Regions from separate parts of the Homo sapiens genome. Here region 1 is linked to region 2. Evidence: chromatin loops called from intact Hi-C (ENCODE). Cell type or tissue: heart right ventricle. All regions are shown on one strand. Links, peaks and the distances in the headings refer to the core of each region. The heading gives the core; the rest is flanking DNA.

What was found. Peaks named below come from ENCODE experiments on the same cell type or tissue, not always from the same donor. Only the 100,000 strongest peaks of a DNase experiment are listed, where the experiment ranks them.
Region 1: a loop joins it to region 2, with 2.6 times the contacts of the local background. A loop is called at or near these places in 3 of 110 quality-filtered maps.

Annotation. Positions count from the first base shown.
Region 1 is chr16:31,250,587-31,258,917 of GRCh38, reverse strand. No RefSeq gene overlaps it. Among named protein-coding and RNA genes, the nearest start is that of ITGAM, 5.2 kb to the left of the region's middle. In heart right ventricle, for the core only: no CTCF peak of the experiment used is centred there; a DNase peak (open chromatin) is centred at 5,097; H3K27ac peaks cover 585 bases; H3K27me3 peaks cover 1,591 bases.
Region 2 is chr16:31,401,473-31,409,803 of GRCh38, reverse strand. ITGAD (integrin subunit alpha D) reads right to left here. Exons shown (of 30, transcript NM_005353.3): 6 at 7,559-7,689; 7 at 6,159-6,304; 8 at 2,136-2,289; 9 at 1,888-2,038; 10 at 1,306-1,379. Among named protein-coding and RNA genes, the nearest start is that of ITGAD, 12 kb to the right of the region's middle. In heart right ventricle, for the core only: no CTCF peak of the experiment used is centred there; no DNase peak of the experiment used is centred there; H3K27me3 peaks cover 767 bases.

The sequences.
Region 1 (8,331 bases), core at 146-8,145, 150 kb after region 2:
CCTACCTCAGCCTTCCGAGTAGCTGGTACTACAGGCACATGCTGCCATGGCCAGCTAATTTTTTTTAAATTTTTTGTAGAGACAAGATCTTGCTATGTTGTTCAGGCTATTCTCAACCTCCTGGACTCAAGTGATCCTCCTTCCTCAGCCTCCCAAACTGCTGAGATTACAGGTGTGAGCCACTGCATCCAGCCTATTTTTGTGTGTGTGTGTGTGTGTGTGTGTAAAGGCCTCAAGCTCTTCACCCAAGAATTTTCACTTCTAGTAATTTATCCTAAGAATAGTTAAGAAGTGTAGTCAAAAATATATGTACAAACTTGGCTGGGTGCGGTGGCTCATGCCTGTAATCCTAGCATTTTGGGAGGCTGAGGCGGGGTGGCTCACTTGAGGTCAGCAATTGAAACCAGCCTGCCCAACATGGTGAAACCTCATCTTTACTAAAAAGACAAAAAAATTAGCCAGGCGTGGTGGCAGGCACCTGTAATCCCACCTGGGAGGCTGAGGCAGCAGAATCACTTGAACCCTGGAGGCGGAGGTTGCAGTGAGCAGAGATTGTGCCACTGCACTCCAGCCTAGGCGACAGAGCAAGACTCTTATCTCTAAAAAAAAAAAAATATATATATATATATATATTTGCAAGCTTGTTCATTGCAGCATTATTGTTAATATGAAAAGCTAAAAAAACCTGAATATTCAACAGAGGAATGGTTCAATGATACTTCACTCTGTGATATATCCTTACCCTCCCCTGTGTCTGTCACTTTTAATTCTGTTTTCAAAGGCACAGGAAAATAGGTATCCTTCCACACATACATGGAACACAAACCTCACCTTTATGTGACCGCCAATGTGATTCTCAAGCCAATGATTTTTTTCACTCTTTCTCAACACATTTTCTTTTTTTTTTTTTTTTTTTTTTTGTGAAACGGAGTCTCCCTCTGTCGCCCAGGCTGGAGTGCAGTGGCGTGATCTCAGCTCACTGCAACCTCTGCCTCCCGAGTTCAAGTGATTCTCCTGCCTCAGCCTCCCGAGTAGCTGAGAATACAGGTGCTTGCCACCACGCCTGGCTAATTTTTTGTATTTTCAGTAGAGACAGGGTTTCACCATTCAACACATTTTCTTTTGCCTCTAGTTCTACTTTCCCGATAACTAGATGGAAAAAAATGCTTGCTGGCTGAAAAAAAAAAAAGCAATTAAAATTATGTACATTTGGTTAAAAATTATCTGTTTATAATTTTTATATATAGCCAGGTGTGGTGACTCCTGCTTGTAATCTCAGCACATTGGGAGGCCAAGGCAGAGGGATCATTTGAGCTCAGGAACTCAAGACCAGCCTGGGCAACACAGCAAGACCCTGACTCTACAAAAAAATGTTTAAAAATTAGCTGGGCATAGTGATGCACACCTGTGGTCCCAGCTACTCAACAGGCTGAGGTGGGAGGATCGCTTGAGCCAAGGAGGTTGAGGCTGCAGTGAGATATGATTGCACCACTGCACTCCAGCCTGGAAAACAGAGCCAGACCCTGTCTCTAAAATATATATAGGCAGGGCATGTAATATATACAGGCACGCCTGTAATCCCAGCACTTCGGGAGGCTGAGGTGGGAGGATCACCTGAGATTAGGAGTTCAAGACCAGCCTGGCCAACATGGTGAAACCCCATCTCTACTAAAAATACAACAATTAGCCAGGCGTGGTGGCAGGCACCTGTAATCCTAGTTACTTGGGAGGCTGAGGCAGGAGAATCACTTGAACCTGGGAGGTGGAGGTTGCAGTGAGCTGAGATTGCACCATTGCACTCCAGCCTGGGCAATAGAGCTTGACTCAGTTTCAAAAAATAAAAAATTAAAATTAAATAAATAAGTACATACATACAAAAATAAATCATATATATATATATATATATATATATATATATATATATATATATATGCAGGAAAACCAAATGTTAATAGTCGTTATCTCCAAGATAGGAGGATTACAGGTATGTTCCAGTATCTATTGCTGCAGAGCGAGCTACTCCAAAACTTCATAGTTAAAAACAGCAGCATATTATAATCTCTCGCGTATCTGTGAATCTCCTGGCCTCAGCAGTTCTCAGCGGGGTCTCTCACATGATTGCAGTCGGATCACAACCAGGGCTAGAGTAATCCAAAGCTCAGTTGGGCTGGGCTCCCAAAATGGGTCACTCCCACAGCTGGCAGTTGGCCGTGGGCTAGGAGCTCAGTTGGGGCTGTCACCTGGGCACCCCCACGTGCCCTCTCCATGTGGCTTGGGCTTCTCGCAGCATGGTGGCTGGACTTCAAGAGCAAGTGTTCCAACAGACAGGAAGCAGAAATTTCCAGGCTACTAAGGTCTTGATCTGGAAACTGGCGCCAAGTCATCTGCACCACATTCCATTGATCAGGCAGTCACAGAGCTCATCCACATTCAAGCAAAGGGGACACAGATCCCACCTCCCAATGGGAGGAATTTGTGGTTGTATTCAATCTGCTACAAGATGACTTTAATATTCTTTTCTATATCATTTGTACTTAAAATATTTATATAGGCTGGGTGCAGTGGCTCATGCCTGTGATCCCAATGCTGTGGGAGGCCAAGGCAAGAGGATCACTTGAGCCCAGGAGTTTGAGGCTACAGTGAGCTATGACCTCAACACTGCACTCCAGCCTGGGCAACAGAGCAAGACCATGTCTCAAAGAGAAAAAAAAAAAAGACCTTTATACAAAAAAAAGACTCATAATCATAAAAAATACCAATAGATAATTTAAAACAACAGGTTACCTGTATTTGTTAGCAGGTAAAGAAGCTGAGGAAAGGACGAACGAAGTCATGAGCCCAAGATGAGAAGATACCAACCAGGGTGCCCGGGGAGGAGTTTAGTAGATCAGCTGGGTTTGCTTTGGGAAAAGTTTTCACACTCTGGCCACTATGGGGGCTGCTCGAACTCAGACGTGGAGGCCCCTCCTTGCCCTGAACAGTGGCCAAGGGTCCACTCTCTGTAAAAACATAGGCAAGATCTCAGACTGGCTGTCCAACCTGCAGAGGCTTTCTCAATGAGCCACCACCAAGTGTGCACCTGACCTGGTGACCGTGGGTGGGGACATATCTATAAGCTGTTGGCTGTTCCCTCCTACCTGTCCCCCATCCCCACTCTTGATAAAATCTTAGCTTGATTTCCCCTATAAGTGGACTCTGAGACAAGGCTTCAAGTGTAAGTAATTTATCTGGAAGGTGATTCCGGAAACACTGGTGGGAAAGTGAGGAAAAGAAGGAGCTAATGCCAGGCACAATGGCTCACTGCCTGTAATACCAGCACTTTGGGAGTCCAGAGTGGGAGGATCGCTTGAGCCCAGGAGTTCAAGACCAACCTGGGCAACATAGGAAGATTCTGTCTCTTAAAAAAAATTTTTTTTTAATTATCTAGTGTGGTGGTATGCACATGTAGTCCCAGCTACTCAGGAAGCTGAGGCAGGAGGATCACTTGCACCCAAGGGGTCGAGGTTGCAGTGAGCTATGATCATGCCACCATACACTGTACTCTAGCCTGGGCAACATAATAAGACCCCGTCTCTTAAATTTTTTTAATTAAATAAATAATTAATTAATTAAACATTAATATGTATCAAACAGGTGTGGGAAATCAAACTATCTCCCTGAAAACGCACTTCGCAAAATGTCCCTTGGACATTTTGAGCCCAAGTGTTGGAGGCTGCAGTGAGCCATGATCACACTACTGCACTCCAGCCTGGGCAACAGAGTGAGACCTTGTCTCAAAAAAAAAAAGAAGGAAGAAAGAAAGAGCTTATAAAAGATATGTAATTAAACAAATTACTGGCCGGGCATGATGGCTCACGTTTGTAATCCCAGCACTTTGGGAGGCTGATGTGGGTGGATCACCTGAGATCAGGAGTTCGAGACCAGCCTGGCCAACATGGCAAAACCCGTCTCTGCTAAAAATACAAAAATTAGCCAGACATGGTGGCATGCGCCTGTAGTCCCAGCTACTCGGGTGGCTGAGACAGGAGAATGCTAGGAACCCGGGAGGTGGAGGTTGCAGTGAGCCGAGATCATGCCACTGCACTCCAGCCTGGGCAACAGAGCAAGACTTCATCCTCAAAAAAAAAAAAAAAAAAAAAAAAAAAAAAGATTATTGACCTGGTGCAGTGGCTCACGCCTGTAATCCTAGCACTTTGGGAGGCTGAAGTGGGTGGATCACTTGAGGCCAGGAGTTTGAGACCAGCCTGGCCAACATGGTGAAATCCCATCTCTACAAAAAATACAAAAATTAGCTGGGCATCATGGTGCATGCCTGTAATCCCAGCTGCTCGGGAGGCTGAGGCATGAGAATTGCTTGTACCCGGGAGGCAGAGGTTTCAGTGAACTGAGATTGTGCCACCACACTCCAGCCTGGGCAACAGAGCAACACTCCATCTCAAAAAAAAAAAAAAAAAAAAAAAAAAAAAGAATAGAGAGATATGTCATCTTCATGGATGACAAGACTACAAGACTACAGATGTCAGTACAGATGTCGGTTCTCCATTTAATTACTCAAATTCATTATAATCTCACCCAGCAGAATTTTTCTAGAATTTGACGTGCTGATTCAAAAATTGACTGGACTAGAAAACACACAGCAATAGCCTATAAAGCAATGGGACATACCTTACAATGTCATGTTATTCCATAACAAGTACCCTATCAAAGCAATATTCTAAAGCCACAGTAGGTAAAAGTACAGTGTTGGCTCTGGAATAAGTATATAAGACCCTCGGAAAGAATACAAAATACGTATGTAGAAATCTGGTGTTCCCATCAGAAACAATACATTTCTCCTACTGAAAAAGCAAACAAGACTTTCTTTGATTCCACTCCCCTCATCAACCACTGCCCATTTTTTACTTCCCTTTTGCAAAACTTCTCCAAAGTAGTTGTCTGTGTTGGCTGCACCCTGTTCTACTGCTCACATCCTCCCTTAACCCCATTCCAACCAAGCCTGTGCTCCAACCCGGCACCTACTCCACCTAAACTATTTTTATCAAGGTCACCAAGGCTGCCTGAGTGACTCCAGTGATGAGTTCTGTCTTCATCTTGAGTGACTCAGCAGCAGCTTCTGACACTCGGCCCTCGCTTCCTGGAACTGATTTCTACATCTGTCCTCTGACCCCACACTCTCCTGCTTCCCGCCTACCGCCCATGACCCTCCTTCTCAGTTTCTCTTGCTGATTCTCCTCTTCTCCCAACCTCTTCAGAAGGATCTCAGAGCTCAGTCCTTTGACTGCCTTTTTTCTTTTTTCCAACTCCTGGGTTCAAATGATCCTCCCACCTCAGCCTCCTAAATAGCTGGTACTACAGGCATGCGCCCCCATGTCCAGGTAATTTTTCAATCTTTTTGTAGAGACGGGGTCTCACTAAGTTGCCTAGGCTGGTCTCAAACTCCTAGCCTCAAGCCATCCTCCCACCTCAGCCTCCCAAAGTGCTGGCATTACATGCGTGAGCCACCGTGCCCAGCCGAAGTCAATTTTCAGTACAGCAGTCAGAGGGATTGTTTCAAAACACAAGACATATCATGCCACTCCTCTGCTCAAAACCTTGCAAAGGCTCCCACGTTACTGATAGTAAAAGCCAGTCCTTTCTACAACCTACAAGGACCTGCATGACCTGTCATCCCAACCCCAGCCCTTACCTCTCTGAGCTTACCTCATTTTCTGGGACAGCAGCCACCCTGGCCTCCTTGCCATTCCTCAAACCTGCCAGGCACACCACCACCTGAAGGCCATGGCACTGGCTGTTCCCTCTGATGGAACCAATCTTCCCCCAGGGATCGGCAGGCTCACTGGCCCACCTCCTTCAAACAAGTGGGTTTTGCATCACATGACTCTCTATACTCAACTTCGCAAACCTTCTTTGCCACATTCCTCAACATTTTCCAGTTTTGCTCTCAGGGGAATGAAGGTATCAGGTCTTCATCGTCCCTTTTCCTGCACAGCACCCAGGGTCACGGCTTCTCTCTTCCCAACAAAATCTCCCAGTCCCACCTCTCCAAATTTCCTTCCTTGTCTACACAGACAAATTATCTCCGTCTGAGCTCCTCCAATTTGCTTCGCTCACCACACTCGAAGAAACTTGCTACAGGATCCGCCCTCCTGAGAAAGTTGTGGGAAGAACAAGAATAAAATACTGTTTTTCCATTGCACTGGATTGTCAAGAAAAGTTCCTGTGATCCTGTCAGGCCTCTGAGCCCAAGCTAAGCCATCATATCCCCTGTGACCTGCATGTATACATCCAGATGGCTTGAAGCAACTGAAGATCCACAAAAGAAGTGAAAATAGCCTTAACTGATGACATTCCACCATTGTGATTTGTTTCTGTCCCACCCTAACTGATCAATGTACTTTGTAATCTCCCCCACCCTTAAGAAGGTACTTTGTAATCTCCCCGACCCTTAAGAAGGTTCTTTGTAATTCTCCCCACCCTTGAGAATGTACTTTGTGAGATCCACCCCTGCCCGCAAAACATGGCTTTTCACCCCCTATCCCAAAACCTGTAGGAACTAATGATAATCCACCACCCTTTGCTGACTCTCTTTTCGGACTCAGCCCGCCTGCACCCAGGTGAAATAAACAGCCTTGTTGCTCACACGAAGCCCGTTTGGTGGTCTCTTCACATGGACACGTGAGACAACCCCAGCTACCCAGGAGGCTGAGGTGGGAGAATCACTTGAGCCCAGGAGATTGAGGCTGCAGTGAGCTGATTGCACCACCGCACTCCAGCTTGGGCAACACAGCGAGACCCTGTCTTAAAAAAAAAAAAAAGTAAGAAAAAAAAGTTCCACCTGAGTGTCATCCTCAGCCATCTGGTTAAGCCTTTGGGTCTGGAATCAGACTAAGGGCACTAAAATCCTAGGTCTACGCCGGGTGTGGTGGCTCACACCTGTAATCCCAGCACTTTGGGAGGCTGAGGCAGGTGGATCACCTGAAGTCAGAAGTTTGAAACCAGCCTGGACAATATAGCGAAACCCTGTCTCTACCAAAAATACAAAAATTAGCCGGGAATGGTGGCACATGCCTGTAATCCCAGCTACTCAGGAGGCTGAGGCAAGAAAATCACTTGAACCCAGGAGGCGGAGATTGCAATGAGCCAAGATCACACCACTGCCCTCCAGCCTGGGCAACAGAGCAAGATCTCATCTCAGAAAAAAAAAAAAAAAGAATAAAAATATCCTAGGTCTATAAGTATGCCCTTGAACAACTTACTCTCTGGACCTCACTGTCCTCATCTGGAAAATGGGGGCAATAATTGTACTAACATCTTGGGGTGATTGTGATAGTTAAATGAGATAATAATAGATGTCAAAGTGCATGTAGTCAACATTCGCTGTAATCATTCTACCAACTGTGTTGGGTTGATGGATGACCTGGCCAGCGCACCCTCGATGACACACAGAGGTAGGTGGCTGAAAGCTGCCTGTCGCTCAGTGGGAAGCATTCTGGATGCTTCCCTTGCCACCTCAGTTGTCCATGCAGCAGGCCAAATGTCTGGCAGGCCAAGGAAATTGTTCTACCACAGGCTTTGTGAGTCCCAGGTGTTTCGACCAAGGTCACACAAAGAGCATGGTTGGCCACAGGTGACTTGCAGGGCAGCGACAGCCATTTCACCATCTCTAAGTTCTTGCCTCCCAACCTTGAAAGGAGGAGTTGCTCAGGGCCTAACCTGAGCAGGGCAGGAAACAAAACTACTAATTCCTGGAATAGGCTACTTGGTACTCAGTAAATCTCATGTTCTACTTGTTCTGTTGTTTTTCCCCAAAAGGCCCTAACTGATGTGTGACTTAACAGAGTTTTTGTAAGGGTTAAATTAAATAATGCATGTGAAAAGCTTAGCACAGTGCCTGGCATGTAAGATGCGCCCCCACCGGCAAAGATGATTATTTGTATTGGTGGAGACTAAGGTTCAACTGTTGTAATAAGACCCAAAATCACAGAGGCTTAGCCCAGACAGTCCTGTGATGGCCCCAGCATCAGCATTTGGGGGTTACGGAGGCTCCATGGTGTTGGAGATCCAGGCTCCCTCCAGCAGGTTGCTCTGCCATCCTGAGGGTTTTGTCTTCATCCGCCTGGTCAAAGACGGCCCAGCGCCAAGTCCACCCTCGGGCTGACAGGAAGGATAAAAAGAAGTGGTGCCTGGCAGGGAGTGGTGGCTCACGCCTGTAATCCCAGCACTTTGGGAGGCCGAGGCAGGCGGATCACCTGAGGTCAGGAGTTCAAGACCAGCCTAACCAACATGGTGAAACCCCATCTCTACTAAAAATACAAAAATTAGCTGGGTGTG
Region 2 (8,331 bases), core at 155-8,154:
AGTAGTTGAGACCACAGGCATGTGCCACCATGCCTGGCTAATTTTTTTTTATTTTTTGTAGAGACAGGGTCTCACTATGTTGCCCAGGCTGATCTCAAACTCCTGGCCTCAAGTGACCCTCCCACGTCAGCCTCTTAAAATGTTGGGATTACAGGTGTGAGTCACTATGCCCAGCTGGAAAAGTCAACGTCAATGTCGCCTCCTCTGTGAGGTCTTCCTCAGCTCCTTCAGGGAGCCACAGGCATTTCCTCCTGGGTGTACTTTGTTTATTGCTTTCTTGAACTTTTGATATGGATAATTTAGAACACATACAGAAGTAGAAATAAATGTATAATGAACCCCCAAGTATGTGTGACCTACCTTGAGTGATCAATTCTTGACCAATCTTATTTCATTTCACCACCCCCTAGACACCCCCAAATTACTCTGAAGTAAACCCATCTGGGTTTGTTTTTGTTTTTTTTTGCTTTGTTTTGTTTTGTTTTTGTTTTTGTTGTTGTTGTTGTTTTGAGACAGAGACTCGTTCTGTCACCTAGGCTGAAGTGCAGTGGCACAATCTCGGCTCAGTGCAACCTCTGCCTCCTGGGTTCAAGCAATTCTCCTGCCTTGGCCTCCCAAGTAGCTAGGATTACAGGCATGAGCCACCACACCTGGCTAATTTTTTTGTATTTTTAGTAGAGGTGGGGTTTCGCCATGTTGGCCAGTTGGTCTCAAACTCCTGACCTCAAGTGATCCGCCCGTCTCAGCCTCCCAAAGTGCTGGGATTACAGGCATGAGCCACAGTGACCGGCCCCATCTGGATCCTTTGAACACACACGCACTTCCAAACCACATCTTTGATCCCACCTGGTCCTTCTCAGCCTCCAGCCCTCTCCTTCCAGGCTGCCTGGGCTCCCTGGGCTCTGGCAAGCCCGGATCTCTCCCGCCGAGGACCTGGGTCCTGCCTCAGGACCTTGGCACTTGCTTTGTCCTGTGCCCAGAACAGTCTCCCCTGATTTGTCCAGGGCTGGCCTTTTCCATTACTGAGGCTCCTCTGGCTATCTCTCTCTCTACCCTGATGCTTAGTGCTATCTGAGAGGCTCTTGCTTACTGTCTCCTCCACTAGAATACATGATCCTTGAGAGCAGGAACCCAGGCTACCCTCCTCCCTGCTGTGCTCCTGGCCCCTAACACACGCGTGGGGGCCTCTCCCTGGCGATTGAGGATGGGGTCTGCTCTTGTTTATGTCTGGCTCCCAGCCCCCAGCCCAGGGTGGGTGCAGAGTTGGTATCCAAGAGCTATGGATTGAGGGCAGGCTCTACCCACCATTGTGAGGGCTGTGCTGAAGCCTTCTTGGGACATCTCGTGCTGGAAGGAGCTGCTTGCCCTGGACTGGGTTCCTGTGGGGAAACAGGTCAGTGAAGTTCCTAGAAGCCATGAGACCCATGAGGACTCAGAACACAGGGAGGAGAACATGATCTGAGGCTTGGGTTCCAGACAGCAATTTTGAGTGAGTTGTGAACAGGAATGGCCCATCAAGACTGTGCGGGACAGGCTGGGCGCAGTGGCTCACGCCTGTAATCCCAGCACTTTGAGAAGCTAAGGTTGGCGGATCACCTGAGGTCAGGAGTTCGAGATCAGCCTGGCCAACATGACAAAACCCCGCCTCTACTAAAAATACAAAAATTAGCTGGGCATGGTGGTGCGTGTCTGTAATCCCAGGTACTCAGGAGGCTGAGGCGAGAGAATCACTTGAACCCAGGAGGCAGAGGTTGCAGTGAGCCGAGATCGTGCCACTACACTCCAGCCTGGGGACAAAGTGAGACTCCATCTCAAAAAAAAAAAGCCTGCACGGGACAATTGGGTGGGGACCCCTTGGCTCCCAGGCGCACCCTTGCTTCCATTTACCCTCAACTGCATAGATCTTCTCCTGCAGCTGCTTCTGGATGCTGCCAAGGGCTGCAAAGTTGTCCACCTTGAACACGTGGTCCTGCGGAGGCGCTGAGCTGATGGTATTCAGCTCCTGCCTGGCAGTGGGTCCCTGGAAAGCGTGTCCCACCTGCAGCAGAGAGACAGCCGAGGAGGATGAGCCCAGCAGCACTGCACCTGAAGGAGATGCAGGCTGAGCCTGGGGCAGGGGTGAAGAAGAGGCGCACCCCGATAGCGTAGCGGATGATGCCAGCCTTCTCTGCCTGGGGGATGACATCACTGTATTCCAGGGGGTCTTTGTACTTCTGCCCATCTGTGATGACAATGAGGATCTTCTTGGCACTTTTTCGGGCCCCATTCTTATGATGAAATAGCTGTGTCCTGTCGGGGAGGAAAGGAAGATGACTCTACTGAGATGTGATTGATTCTGGAAAGACATCATTTGCAGTCCTCTCATCTGGAGAGGCTGGGGAGTCCTGGCACCCTCACATTCTATCAGGCATGTTAAGGAATTGATTTTGCCGTTTTGGGTTTTCTTTTGAGACAGAGTCTCGCTCTGATGCCCAGGCTCTGGAGTGCAGTGGCGTGATCTCCACTCACTGCAACCTCCGTCTCCCGGGTTCAAGTGATTCTCCTGCCTCAGCCTCCTGAGTAGTTGGGATTATGGGTGCCCACCACCATGACTGGCTAATTTTTGTATTTTTAGTAGAGAGGAGGTTTTACCATGTTGGCCAGGCTGATCTCAAACTCCTGACATCAAGTGATCCACCAGCCTCAGCCTCCCAAAGTGCTGGGATTGCAGGCGTGAGCCACCATGCCCAGCTAATTTGGCCATTTTTGAAAGCCACACAAACCATAATTAGATCAATAATAAAAAAAGTCACATTCTTTGTTTCTAAATTCTATCCATGGCTGAACTCTCTTCCCCAGAGGCAGTGTGGTTCAAAGCAGGGGCTTTGGAGTCAGACACACTTTGGGCATGGGACTTAACCTCTCCGGGCCTCTGCCTTTCTCCATGCATGATGAGGATAACTGTGCTGTAGCTGTCTCAAAAGATGGCCCCCAGTGAACCACACCTGGTTCCCTCCCACACTGGACCTGGCCTGGCTGAGTCCCACTCTCATCAGTAACGTGCGGTGGAAGTGACACCATGCCAGTTATAGGTCTCAGAAGCCTTGGTTTCTTCGGCTTTTGCACTTTTGGAAGCCCTGAGCCACGATGAGAGAAGTCCAGCTGCCTTATTGGAGGCACCCATGGAGGAAGGCCACCTGAAATAAGAGGCTCAGCCGTCCCCACCAAGCCTGCCTTCCAGCATATCCCCCACAGGCACCAGACACCAGCTTAGTGCTGGATTGTTTAACCCACTTAATTTGGGGATGGTTTGTTAGGCAACAGTAGATAACTGAAACAATTAGTGTCAGATTATCCTGAAGATTAAACAAGGTCAAGCTTTTACAGTGAATGGCCTACGGTGACTACTAATTAGATAACAGCTGTAACAAACAATTAAAAATGTAACTATCGGCCGGGCACAGTGGCCCACACCTGTAATCCCAGCACTTTGGGAAGCCAAAGTGGGAGGATCACGAGGTCAGGAGTTTGCGACCAGCCTGACCAACATGGTGAAACCCCATCTCTACTAAAAATACAAAAATTAGCCAGGTATGGTGGCGCGTGCCTGTAATCCCAGCTACTCAGGAGGCTGAGGCAGGAGAATTGTTTGAACCTGGGAGATGGAGGTTGCAGTGAGCCGAGATCATGCCGTTGCACTCCAGCCTGGGCGACAGAGCAAGACTCCGTCTCAAAAAAAAAGAAAAAAAAAAGTAACTACCTGCTCATGTAACTCTATAAACTCAGATAAACTCAGAGCAAATACACACAGGTGTCAAATACAATATTGGAAATAACCCAAATATCCAACACTGGGGAAAGGGTTTAGCCAGTCATGACCTAGCCTGTTAGTAGACACAGCCATTTCAAAGGAAAGCAGTATGGGAGGCCGAGGCAGGAGGCTCTCTCGAGGCCCGGAGTTCAAGACCAGCCTGGGCAATAAAGCAAGACCCCATATCTACAAAAAATGTTTTTTAAAATTAGCCAGATGTGGTGGCATGCACCTGTGATCCCAACTCGGGAGGCTGAGTCAGGAGGATTGTTGAGCCCAGGAGCTGGAGGCTGCAGTGAGCCGTGATCGTGCCACCGCACCCCAGCCTGGGAGACAGAGTGAGACCTGTCTCAAAAAAAAAAAAAAAAAAAAAGGAAAACAAAAAATTGTGGACCTAGATGAGGGGGAAAAAAACCCAGACAGGATGAAAATAGCTTCTGCCCTGAATGTGACCATACAAAATAAGCCTGAATAAAGATGAGTATGGAAGTGGCATTGTGCTATGCAGCTGAGATTTATTGATTCACTTGTAAGTATCCCTTGATGTTACTAAAATACTGTAGGGCGGTTGACTAGAGGGACTGTGGGTAATATAATACTTCTTTTAAAAAAAGTTTCCTTACCATTATTGCCGTTTGGGTTTTGCTTTGTTTTTGTTTTTTTGTAATAAAACTTCTTTTTAAAAAAAGAAGACAAGAAAGAAAGGGAAGAAAAGAAAGAGAAGGAAGAGGCTGGGCATGGTGGCTCACGCCTGTAATCCCAGCATTTGGGAGGCTGAGGCAGGCAGATCACTTGAGGTCAGGAGTTCGAGACCAGCCTGGCCAACATGGTGAAACCCCATCTCTACTAAAAATACAAACATTAGCCAGGTGTGGTGGTGCGGGCCTGTAGTCCCAGCTACTCAGAGGTTGAGGCAGGAGAATTGCTTGAACTTGGAATACAAAAATCAGCCGGGCATGGTGGTGTGCACTTGTAATCCCAGCTACTTGGGAAACTGAGGCAGGAGAATCCAGGAACCCAGAAGATGGAGGTGGCAGTAAGCCAAGATTGTGCCATTGCACTCCAGCCTGAGCAACAGAGCAAGACTCTGTCTAAAATACAAAACAGAGTGAGAGAAGAAATGAAGTGAGGGAGGGAAGGGAGGGAAGGGAGAAAGGGAGGAAGAGAGGAAGGGAAGAAAGGAAGGAGGGAAAGAGGGAGGGAGGGAGAAAGGAAGGGAGGGAGGGAAGGGAAGGACCGGCAGCAGGGAGGTCCAATCCTTGGCTGAGTCCAGCCCTGAGATGGGCTTGGCTCTGGGGAGCAAAGGCTGCTGGGAAATTTCCTGCAGTCTGGGCATGAGAGCAGGACTGGAGTTGGTGAGAACCACTCGGTCACCCCTGCCTCATTCATTTTTTTCCCCAGGCCCCACCACTGGAAGAACTTTGAGGGGTGAGGTGGAGACTCCAGAATGGGACACTCCCGTGTGACTTTAAACTTACAGGACAGACGGAGGCCTTCCTCTGGGTTGCTGAGTCACAAGGGGCCACCGTTCAAGGCAGAAGAGCCTCCCAGAAGTAAAGAGGGTGCGTTTGGTGGGAGCATCTCTTGTTTAAGCCAAATTCTAGCACCACCCCAGGGCTGCTCCCAGGGGTGTGTGCAGGAAGCCAAGGATCCCCGACCGTCAGCCCAGCTCCTTCCTACAAGAACCACATGCCTTTCTCGGGGGTCCCACCTCCTACATCGTTTTAGGAATAGACTGCATGTGCACGGGGCAGGCCCACGGTGAGTGCCTGGGTAGCACAGGGGGTGCGCAGGGGTGAGGGATGCGGGAGAGGAGGTGAGTGGGGAGAAAGGCACCAGGACGACCTTGGGTGACAATTCCTGAGTCCCTGACTACTCCATTCTCTGATAAAACCTCAGGCATTTATCCGACACCTCCTACGTGCCCCGGGCTGAGCACCCCACACACATGATCTCAATCCTAAGCTGTGAGCTTATCTTCATCTGAGAGTTACTGAGACTTAGAGCCCATCACCCCAGGGTTACACCCAGAGTAGCTCACGGGGAGCCAGGATGGGAGCCTGATGTGTCTGAGCCAAAGCCCGGGCCTCTGGCTGCTGTGGGGTGGGGAGGGGTCCTGGGGTCCAGGCTCTGCAGAACCAGGCAAAGGGGAGGCATAGCTGCAGAGGAGCCTAGTCCTATATCAGGGAGACTGGCAGCGAGGCAACCAGGAGCACCCCGGGGGGAGGTTCTCCCTGCAGCCCCGACATGCCCCTTGGTAGCCCCTTTCCCTGGAGCCTCCCTCAGCCTCTGAGAAGAGCTGTGCTGACCCAGGGTTAGGAAGTGGGGGTGGCAGTCACATCGCCAGGCTGGGGTCGGGGTTGCTTACACCACTGTCAGGATGCCCGTGGCCGTGAACGTCAGGCCTTTCAGTTGGACGATGGGATCCACCAGGCTCTGCTGGCTCGGGCTGGTCCGGAATTGGGTGAAGGTGAAGTGGATCTTCAGGAGGTTTGAGTACTGCATCAGTGCAAACTGCAAAGGCCAGTGGGGAGGGCCCAGGGCTCAGTGCCTGTTACTATTGTTTTTATTTTAATTTTTTGTAGAGACAGGGTCTCTCAAACTCCTGGCCTCAAGTGATCCTCCTGCCTCAGCCTCCAAGTAGCTGGAACTACAGGCACACGTCACATGCCTGGCTTTGTTTTTTGTTTTGTTTTGTTTTTGGTAGAGACAAGGTCTCACTATGTTGCCCAGGCTGGTCTCGAACTCTTGGCCTCAAGCAATACTCCCACCTCAGCCTCCCAAAGTGCTGGGATTACAGGTGTGAGCCACCACACCAAGCCATATTGTTTTCAGTTTTAATAAACTTTATTTTGGAATTATTTTGGATTTACAAACCATTTCCCATGTGTTTTGAAGCCCTACAAATAATATACTGAAACCCAGAGAAGAAAATTCATTGGCCCAAAAATACAAAATATAAACTGGAAAATCTAAACCAAATGATATTTCCTTCACAGTTTATTAAAAATAACTTTGCCAACCACAATATTTGCTACCCTTAGCTTTTTAAAAATTTTATCACACATTAAATCAATTTGTGTATTTCCTCCCTTCTCAAGAATTTGTGGCTGGGCGTAGTGACTCATGCCTGTAATCCCAGCACTTTGAGAGGCCAAGGTGGGAGGGTTGTTTGAGCCAGGAGTTGGAGACCAGGTTGGGCAATATAACAAGACCCCATCTCTACAATAAAAATTTTTAAAAATTAGCCAGGCATGGTGGCATGCACCTGTAGTCCCATCTACTCAGGAGGCTGAGGAAAGAGGATCACTTGAGCCTGGGAGATCAAGTCTGCAGTGAGCTATGATTGCACCCCCACACTGCAGCCTGGATGACAGAACAAGACCCTGTTTAAAAAACAAAACAGTGGGGTTTTTTTGCACATACATAGGCACTAGTTATGGGAAAATAAAATAATAAAAAGAAATCATTAGTTACATAGAAAATATGTCAGTCAAATTCCATAGCAAAATTATTTTTTAAACACTTTCAATGTTTTTAAACAGCAGAAACATTGTATTTCCTGTAGCTTTTGGATACATTATTAAATGCCAAGAGGGCCTCCTAGGTCAGGGCTCAAGTTGGGCCTGTGCTGGGACCATAGCTTCATTCTCCACCCCAGCCCCATCACACACGGCTCACTGGCCTGCCCCCACCCCTCCCGGGATGCCTCCCCGAGGCCAGCCTCCCCCGTCCCCCAAACCCCAGCCCCAGGTGCCCAGTCTTCACCAGGGTGTCAGTGCCCTCAAACTGGCCCATGACAGCTTGGACAAAGCCCTTCATCTGGTTAAAGTCATTTTGGTCAATGCTTCCAGAGCCGTCAATCAGGAAGACGATGTCCATCTCTTGATGTGGACACTCTGTGGGGGAATGGGGAGGAATCGGAGATGCACTGCGGGGGCCCAACCCCCTCCTGCAGCTCCTGCTCAACAGAGCCCGGGGGCTGTTCTTGGCATCCCCACCTAGTTTCCGACCCCTCCTTGGAGGAGGCCCCAGTCTGCCACCCCAGCCCCCTGCTCCCTTCCTCCCACATGGCCTGGAAAGAGAGGGATGACAACACAGGACCCAGGTGGGCTCCTCATCCATTTAATCAACAAATATTCATTAAACACAGATGCTAGGGGTGCCACAAGCATCAAGGGCGAATGTTTAGCAAAGTGGTTCAGGGCGCGTGTTCTGGAGCCAGTGTGCCTGGGCTAAACCCCAGCTCAGCCACGTGCTAATTGGTGAATTCAGGCACATTACTTAACTTCTCTGGACTTCAGTGTCCCTATCTGTAAAATGAAGGTAATATCAGTGGCTACCACGTGGGATCACTGCAAGGATAAAGCAACACGCACATGGGTGCTGGAGACAAGTCCTGGCCCTCTGCCAGGGTCAGCCGCTGGCACCATTCTCACCACGTGCCAGGCACCTTCGAGGCCTGTAGGATATGCCTGTAGGGATGCTGTGGGGGTGGGGCAGGGATCCACCCCAGACCCCACCCTACCCCCAGTCGGTCA